2 separate regions of the Homo sapiens genome follow, and region 2 is linked to region 1. Evidence: read pairs that join two places in POLR2A ChIA-PET (ENCODE). Cell type or tissue: PC-3. All regions are shown on one strand. Links, peaks and the distances in the headings refer to the core of each region. The heading gives the core; the rest is flanking DNA. Region 1 has its middle 95 kb from the start of SNAR-I. Region 2 has its middle 21 kb from the start of SNAR-I.

What was found. ChIA-PET counts read pairs that join two places held together with the same protein. Peaks named below come from ENCODE experiments on the same cell type or tissue, not always from the same donor. Only the 100,000 strongest peaks of a DNase experiment are listed, where the experiment ranks them.
Region 2: POLR2A ChIA-PET joins it to region 1 with 5 read pairs; 2 of 35 experiments call an interaction of 5 or more read pairs at or near these places.

The regions. Positions count from the first base shown.
Region 1 is chr3:190,970,609-190,975,013 of GRCh38, reverse strand. No RefSeq gene overlaps it. Among named protein-coding and RNA genes, the nearest start is that of SNAR-I, 95 kb to the right of the region's middle. In PC-3, for the core only: no CTCF peak of the experiment used is centred there; a DNase peak (open chromatin) is centred at 1,923.
Region 2 is chr3:190,896,443-190,900,847 of GRCh38, reverse strand. No RefSeq gene overlaps it. Among named protein-coding and RNA genes, the nearest start is that of SNAR-I, 21 kb to the right of the region's middle. In PC-3, for the core only: no CTCF peak of the experiment used is centred there; no DNase peak of the experiment used is centred there.

The DNA.
Region 1 (4,405 bases), core at 193-4,192:
GTTTTATAATAAATGTATGTATATTTTTTATGGTAATGAATGAGTATCCACATATATTTTATATATTCATGACATATATTTTCTAAATTTTTTCAGTATTTCCAGGTTGTATACTTTTTTCTAATTGTTTTTTTCTAATTGTTTACAAATCTCCAATTTTTTTCTAATATATTTATTGGAAAAAGATCCATATATAAATGGACACACAGAGTTTAAATCCATGTTGTTCAAAGATCAGCTGTATGTATTTTCTCATTTCCTAGGGCTATAAGCCATGGATGCTGAGGAAGGAATGTGAGCATTTTTTCCCACATGTTTTGATTTGCTTATTAGTTTGTTACCCTTTCTTCACAGATTTTGATTTTACCCATGTCTATACTCTGGATTCAATAATCACAAGGGAAAGGCTATGCTGTGAGCTTTAGCTTTAGATGATGGAAGATCATGTTAGCTGGATATGGAATATAGACACACATCCATGTACATGTTTGCACATACACAGTGGTCAATATATGCCGATATATTTTTAAATATAATATCTATGGTCTAAACTACTTAAAAAGACCACTGTCTTCATCACTGAGTAATGAAAACCAAGAGAACATTTTACATCTGTGTAAAAATACAAAGCTGGCTATTAAAAAAGTAATAATTTAGTTTCTCTCTAATTCACTGAAGCCAGTCACACAGAATGTCAGCACACCAGTCATGGAAAGAATAATTCTGTGAGTTGACTACCAATATAGCACTTTCAAAGGTTCGCATGAAACCTGATTTTTCGGGCAAAAACTGTGCTAATATTCCAGTAGACTCTGAGTTCCACTCCTATATTATAAGATGATTAAAACTGAAATTGAACTACCTAGGCCTCTTTATCTCAATCTCTGGAAAAAATGCCTCCACTGATTTATCACGTAGCATCGCTCTTTCAGCCTATGCACATAATCTTTACAAGAATGATTCTTTTGATCCCAACATTACATAGTACAAAGAAGTCATTATTCACTTTGTCACATGCACAAAAAATCTTTAGGTACATTCTAGTTTGTGTTTGTTCCCAGGAAAAATATAGCTCTGAAGATAAATGTCTTACATTTCTGCCACCTAACACAGATAATATATAAGTGCTTTCCTTTTATTTTCTTGTGCTCTGAGTAACTAGCTTAAAGATTGCTCATATAAATGCAATTACGGAGGCTTAGGAATTGTTTTTCTTATATTTTTCTATGTTGTTTTTCTGTTTCACAATCTATCATCTTATATTACATACTTCTTAATTGAGTAAGGTTTATTTGGATGTTAGTGGCACATAAATTCTAAGGTTAGTCAAATATTTTAACATTTTGTTTCAATTTGTGGAACTTCAAAAATTAGCCTGAAAATAGAAAAATATCTTATTTGAGATAGATAGTAAGAACCTAATTAAACATTTTAAATATTCCATTTGATTTCATTGAATATGTTAAAGATAAATTATATACAACATATTTTCTTTAAAACCTTGTGGCATTTTTATTAATTTGTGAACTGGATATATTATATGTGACTTTAACTCCTTGATTTGTTATGCTTATATTTAAGAAGTTCAAATAATTTTGAGTTTCTAGATGGATACTAAGATTCAGTAATAACTTTAGCTGGGAAAATATGGTCTCTTGTTTGCTGACACATTTTCACTTGACACTGAAAATTTGACACTGGTAGCTGAATATAAAATTCCTCAAACTTTGTATACTACTAAACTAATATATCACTCTTGTAGTTATCAGTGATGATGGTAGTTCTACCAGTCCATAACAAATTACCCTTAAACTTAATGGCTTAAAACAACAAATATCTATTACCTCATAGTTTCTGTGACTCAGGAATTTGGGAGTGCCTATAGGCTAGAGGGCTCTCATAAAGTTGCTAACAGGATGTCAGTCTCCGTTGCAATTATCTGGAGACTTAACTAGGGCAACAGGATCCATTTCCATGATTACTAATGTGGCTGTTGGCAGCAGGTCTCAGTTCCTTGCTGGCATTGGCCAGAAGCCTCAGTTCTCTGTCACATGATCTGCTCCATAAGGGGGTTCAAGTGTACTCACAAAGTAATAGCTGACCTCCCCCAGTGTGGGTGATCCAAGAGAGAAGCTGACTTCATATTGTCTTTTATGACCTGACTTACACACCAGCACTTTTACTGCAAGACATTCATGAAGAAAGAGTCATTAAATCCAGTTCATACTCAAAAGAGGTGGAAACTAAACTTTACTCTTTGAAAGGAGCAATGTCAAAAAACTTATAAATATGTTTTTAAAACTCCACAATTTGCCCTCTGCCTGCAATTTATTTTACATTTATATCATATTTAAAATATACTTCTCCTTTTTGAAGACTCTCCGAAGTCCTATATTTGTACAGCATCTGCTTAAAGTCTAAATCACATCCAGGTACAGACGGCGGTCCTTGGGGGCAGCTTCTTATTTTTGGCTCGTAGAGTTAAGTTTTAGAGCTGTAAAATCAACAGGCAATATAACCTCCCTATTCCACATGATATCATGGGAAGATAAGCATAGTGTAAACACTGTAGACATTACTGTTCAGAAAGCAAGGGAAAGGGAGGCACGAAGGAATCATTTTGGTACTCTCTGGTAGTCACTGGCACATAGCAAATTGTATAGAAATTCCCACCAGAGAGCATCTGCTATGGAGGAGGCACTAAACCATCAAGAGTCAGAATGACTGGAACAGTTGACGTCAGCTAGGCTTTCAGTGTGGCTATTCCAAGGCTGGTACTCAGGGCCTGAAGGGAGTATCTACAGTGGCAGATATGAAGGCTACAAACGAGCCCAGCAGCAAAGATTCAAAATTACCAAAGTTTATTTCGCTACTTCCACTACTGAATGTCTGACATGACAGCAACTGGGACCAATACTGTGCTCCTTGATATGGCATCATTTCTTAAGGATATCAACCATCCAATTGGGGAAAGTTAATTACAACAGACCCCTTTAACCATTGAGAGAGAATGATTTGACCTTGAACAGGATTGACATTTATTGTGGATATAAATTTTCCTTTCCTACCTTCAGGACCCCAGCCAGCTCCTTTTTAGAGAACTTAAAGGGGTTTTCCCACAACATGAGATCCTATAAAACATTGCCTTAGATCTTGCAGTTGACTTTACAGCAGTATAGATATTGCTATGGGCTCAGGACAATGAGATTCACTGGTCCTACTGCTTCATATCATCCAGAAGCTGCCAGTTTTATAGTTGGATGAAGTAGCCTTTTGAAAGTACCACTAGGTGCCATTCTGCAAGTATGGTGCACTATCCTCCAGGGTGCACTTACACTCTGATACAACCATTACATAATGTTAGCTTCCCTGTAGGTAGAATACTTGGGTATGGGAACCAGACTTGAAGTAGGAATGTCTCTGCTGGACCTTATTATCAGTGACCCTGGACATTTTTGCTTTTTTTCAAAACTTTAGGCTCTGTAAATCTGCAGATCTGGGTTCCCAGAGGAAGGACGTATCCATCAGGTGAGAAACCTAGACCAGCAGAGGTAATAGCCGCAGATGAAGATAGTAAAGAAGAAAGCTAATGAAGATCAGTTAAAGCTTCAAGACCAGCAAAGGCTATATAGTTCAAGTCACCAACCTTCCTCTTACACATTATTAATAAATGATATCAATAAGAATCGTGCAGAAGCTGTACACAGAAGAAGTAAAGTTACTATAGGAAGCAATGCAAGGGATGACTTGTAGTGGATATTACTTTTATCACCCAGATCTCTCTTTCAGGACACTCATTCTCTTAGCTATCAAAAATCTAGGATTCTTAGCTTGATGGCCGATAGCTGCTACCCTCTCTGGTGCTTGCCCTAGACTTAATGGATTTGTGTTTCCACAAAAGTTACACTCCTTCACTACGGGCATAAGAGGTACAATAACTAGTCCTAACAGGGCCATGAAGGCTCTGGAAACTTGCCTCATCTTGAAACACCAGAAAGCCATTCCAGCTTCAGAGCTGCCCGGTGATTTGGCTGAGACCTCTGTGATAACTTAATCACAGTGCAACTTTTTATTTTCCCTTACTTCCAGGCATCATTCCTAAATGCAATCTTTAATGAACTTCTTTTACACAGTTCTTATTTGTTTATTTCCAGGAAACATTAACTAAAAGTCATCTTACTTGCTTAGTAAGTTATTGAGGTATTATAGGAGGAGGTGTAAAACCCACAGAGTTGGGTACTCAGAATGCTCTCTTTCAAAACTCTCACATAGAGTCTTTCACTTTCTCTCAGAGTCTTTCATACAAGACTATTCATACAAGATATTCTTGTTTGAATCTGTGAGGCTATACATAAGTACATGAGATGTGTATAAACACAGCATTTATATGATGTGTATATATATA
Region 2 (4,405 bases), core at 119-4,118, 74 kb after region 1:
ATTCCAAAGGTCTTTGCACATAGTGAGTTAAGGTTAGGGAGATGGAGAGGCTATAAAGATTGTTTTTCTTTGAAGGACATAAAAAAAACTACTCTCTCAAAAATAAGCATATTATTGGCATTTGTTTTCCTTGAATCTTTTTTGTTATTTATTTATTTTTCAAAAAGTTATTGGGGTACAAGTGGTTTTTGGTTACATGAGTAAGTTCTTTAGTGCTGACTTGTGAGATATTGGTGCACCCATCACCCGAGCAGTATATACTGCACCATATTTATAGTCTTTTATCCCTCGCACCCCTCCCACTCTTCCTCCAAAGTCCCCATTGTGTCATTCTTATGCCTTTATGTCCTCATAGCTTAGATTCCACAAATCATTGAGAACATACAATGTTTGGTTTTCCATTCCTGAGACACTTCACTTAGAATAATAGTCTCCAATCTCATCCAGATCACTGCAAATGCCATTAATCCATTCCTTTTTATGGCTGCGTAGTATTCTATCGCATATATATACCACAGTTTCTTTATCCACTTTTTGATTGATGGGCATTTGGGTTGGTTCCACAATTTTGCAATTGTGAATTGTGCTCCTATAAACATGCATAAGCAAGTATCTTTTTTGAATAATGATTTCTTTTCCTCTGGGTAGATGCATAGTAGTGGAATTGCTGGTTCAAATGGTAGTAATACTTTTAGTTATTTAAGCAATCTCCATGTTGTTTTCCATAGTGACTGTACTAGTTTGCATTCCCACCAGCAGAGTAGAAATGTTCCCTGTTCACTGCGTCCATGCCATCATCTACTGTTTATTTATTATTTCTTATGGCCATTCTTGCAGGAGTCAGGTGGTATTGCAGCATGGTTTTGATTTGCATTTCCCTGATCACTAGCGATGCTGAGCATTTTTTCATATGTTTATTGGCCATTTGTGTATCTTCATTTGAGAATTGTCTATTCATGTCCTTAGCCCACTTTTTGATGGGATTGCTTGTTTTTTTTTCTTACTGATTTGTTTGAACTTATTGTAGATTCTGGATATTAGTCCTTTGTGTATAGATTGTGAAGATTTTCTCCCACTTTATGTGTCGCTTGTTTACTCTGCTGACTGTTCCTTTTGCCATGCAAAAGCACTTTAGTTTAATTAGGTCCCAGCTATTTATCTTTGTTTTTATTGAATTTGCTTTCACGTTCTTGGTCATAAAATTTTTGCCTAAGCCAATGTCTACAAGGGTTTTTTCAATGTTATCTTCTAGAATTTTTATAGTTTCAGGTCTTAGGTTTAAGTCTTTAATCCATCTTGCAATGATTTTTGTATAAGGTGAGAGATGAGGATCCAGTTTCATTCTCCTATATGTGGCTAGCCAATTATCCCAACATCATTTGTTGAAAAAGATGTCCTTTCCCCACTTTATGTTTTTGTTTGCTTTGTTGAAGATCAGTTGGCTATAAGTATTTGGGTTTATTTCTGGGTTCTCTATTCTGTTCCATTGGTCTATGTGTCTATTTTTATACCAGTACCATGCAGTTTTTGTGACTACGGCCTTATAATATAGTATGAAATCAGGTCATGTGATGCCTCCAGATTTGTTCTTTTTGCTTAGTCTTATTTTGGCTCTGCGGGCTCTTTTTCAGTTCCATATAAATTTTAGAATTTTTTTTTTCTAATTCTGTTAAGAATGATGGTGGTAATTTGATTGGAATTGCATTGAATTTGGAGATTGCTTTTGGCAGTAAGGTCATTTTCACAATATTGATTCTACCCATCCATGAGCATGGAATGTGTTTCCATTTGTTTGTGCCATCTATGATTTCTTTCAGCAGTGTTTTGTAGTTTTCCTTGTAGAGATCTTTCAACTTCTTAATTAGGTATATTCCTAAGTATTTTATTTATTTATTTATTATTTATTTGCAGCTATTGTAAAAGGAGTTGAGTTCTTGATTTGATTCTCCACTTGGTCGCTGTTGGCGTAGTGAAAAGCTACTAATTTGTGTACATTAATCTTGTATCCAGAGACTGCTGAATTATTTTATCAGCTCTAGGAGCTTTCTGGTGGAGTCCTTAGGTACATTTTCAAGGTAAACGATTATATCGTCAGCAAACAGTGACAGTTTGACTTCTTTTTTACCAATTTGGATGTCTTTTATTTCTTTCTCTTGTCTGATTGCTCTGGCTAGGACTTCCAGTACTATGTTGAGGAGTGGTGAGAGTGGGCATCCTTGTCTTGTTCCAGTTCTCAGAGAGAATGATTTCAACATTTCCCCATTCAGTATTATGCTGGCTGTGAGTTTGTCATAGATGGCTTTTATTGCCTTAAGGTATGTACCTTGTATGCAGATTTTGCTGAGAGTTTTAATTATAATGGGATGTTGGATTTTGTCAAATGCTTTTTCTTTTGGCATCTATTGAGGCGATCATGTGATTTTTGTTTTTAATTCTGTTTATGTTGCATATCACATTTAATGACTTGAATATGTTAAACCATCCCTGCATCCCTAGTATGAAACCCACTTGATCATGGTGGATGATCTTTTGATATGATGTTGGATTCGGTTAGCTAGCATTTTGTTTAGGATTTTAGCATCTATGTTCATCAAGGATATTGGTCTATAGTTTTCTTTTTTGGTTATGTCCTTTACTGGTTTTGGTATTAGGGTGATGCTGGCTTCATGGAATGAATTAGGGAGAGTTCCTTCTTACTCTATCTTGTGGAATAGTGTCAAAAGCATTGGTACCAATTCTTCTTTGAATGTCTGGTAGAATTCTGCTGTGAATCCATCTGGTCCTGGACTTTTTTGTTTTTCTTAGTAATTTTTAAATTACCATTTCAATCTTGCTGCTTGTTATTGGTCTATTCAGGGTATCTAATTCTTCTTGATTTAAGCTAGGAGGGTTGTATTTTTCCATTCTTTGTTGACTTTCTGTCTTGATGATCTGTCTAGTGCTGTCAGTGGAGTACTCAAGTCCCCCATTATTGCTGTGTTGCTGCCTATCTCATTTTTTAGGTCTATTAGTAATTGTTTTATAAATTTGGGAGCTCCAGTGTTAGAGGCATATATGTTTAGGATTGTGATATTTTCCTGTTGGACAAGGCCTTTTACCATTATATAATAGCCCTGCTTGTCTCTTTTAACTGTTGTTGCTTTAAAGTTTGTTATGTCTGATATAAGAATAGCTACCTCTGTTGCTTTTGGTGTCTATTTACATGAAATGCCTTTTTCCACCCCTTTACTTAAGTTTATGTGAGCTTTATGTGTTAGGTGAGTATTCTGAAGACAGCAGATCGTTGGTTGGTGAGTTCTTATCAATTCTGTGGTTCTGTAGCTTTTAAGTGGAGCATTTAGACATTTACATTCAATGTTAGTATTGAAATATGAGGTACTGTTGCATTCACCATGATATTTGTTGCCTGTGTATTTTTGTTTTCTTGGTTTTTTTGGTTTTGCTTTTTAACTTGTATTTTTGTTTTACAGGTCCTGTGTGATTTATGCTTTAAAGAGGTTCTATTTTGTGTTTCCAGGATTTGTTTCTCAAGATTTAGAGCTCCTTTTAACTGTTCTTGTAGTGGTGGCTTCGTAGTCGCGAATTCTCTCAGCTTTTGTTTGTCTGAAAAAGATTGTGTCTTTCCTTCATATATGATGCTTAGTTTTGCTGAATACAAAATTCTTGGCTGATAATTGTTTTGCATCAGGAGGCTGAAGATAGGACCCCAATCCCTTCTAGCTTGTAGGGTTTCTTCTGATAAATCTGCTGTTAACATGATAGGTTTTCTTTTATAAGTTACGTTGTGTTTTTGTCTCACAGCTCTTAGGATTATTTCCTTCATCTTAACTTTGGATAACCTGATGACAATGTGCCTAGGTGAAGATATTTTTGTGATAAATTTCCTGGGTGTTCTTTGTGCTTCTTGTATGTGGATGTCTAGGTCTCTAGCAAGGCTGGGGGAGTTTTTCTTGATTATTTCCACAAATATGTTTTCCAGGCTTTTAGAATAATCTTCATCCTCAGGAACACTGATTATTGTTAGGTTTGCTCGTTTAACATTATCCCAGACTTCTCAGAGGTTTTGTTCATATTTTCTTATTCTTTTTTCTTTGTCTTTGTTGGATTGGGTTGATACAAAAACCTTGTCTTCAAGCTCTGAGTTTCTTTCTTCTACTTGTTCAATTTTATTGCTGAGACTTTCCAGAGCATTTCACATTTCTAAAAGTGTATCCAAAGTTTCCTAAATTTCTTATTGTTTTTACTTTAAGCTATTTATTTCCTTGATTTTTTCTCCCTTCTTTTTGTATCATTTTTTGGATTTCCTTACATTGGGCTTCCCCTTTCTCTGGTCCCTCCATTTCTGATTAGCTTAATAATTAACCTCCTGAATTCTTTCTCAGGTAAATTAGGGATTTCTTCTTGG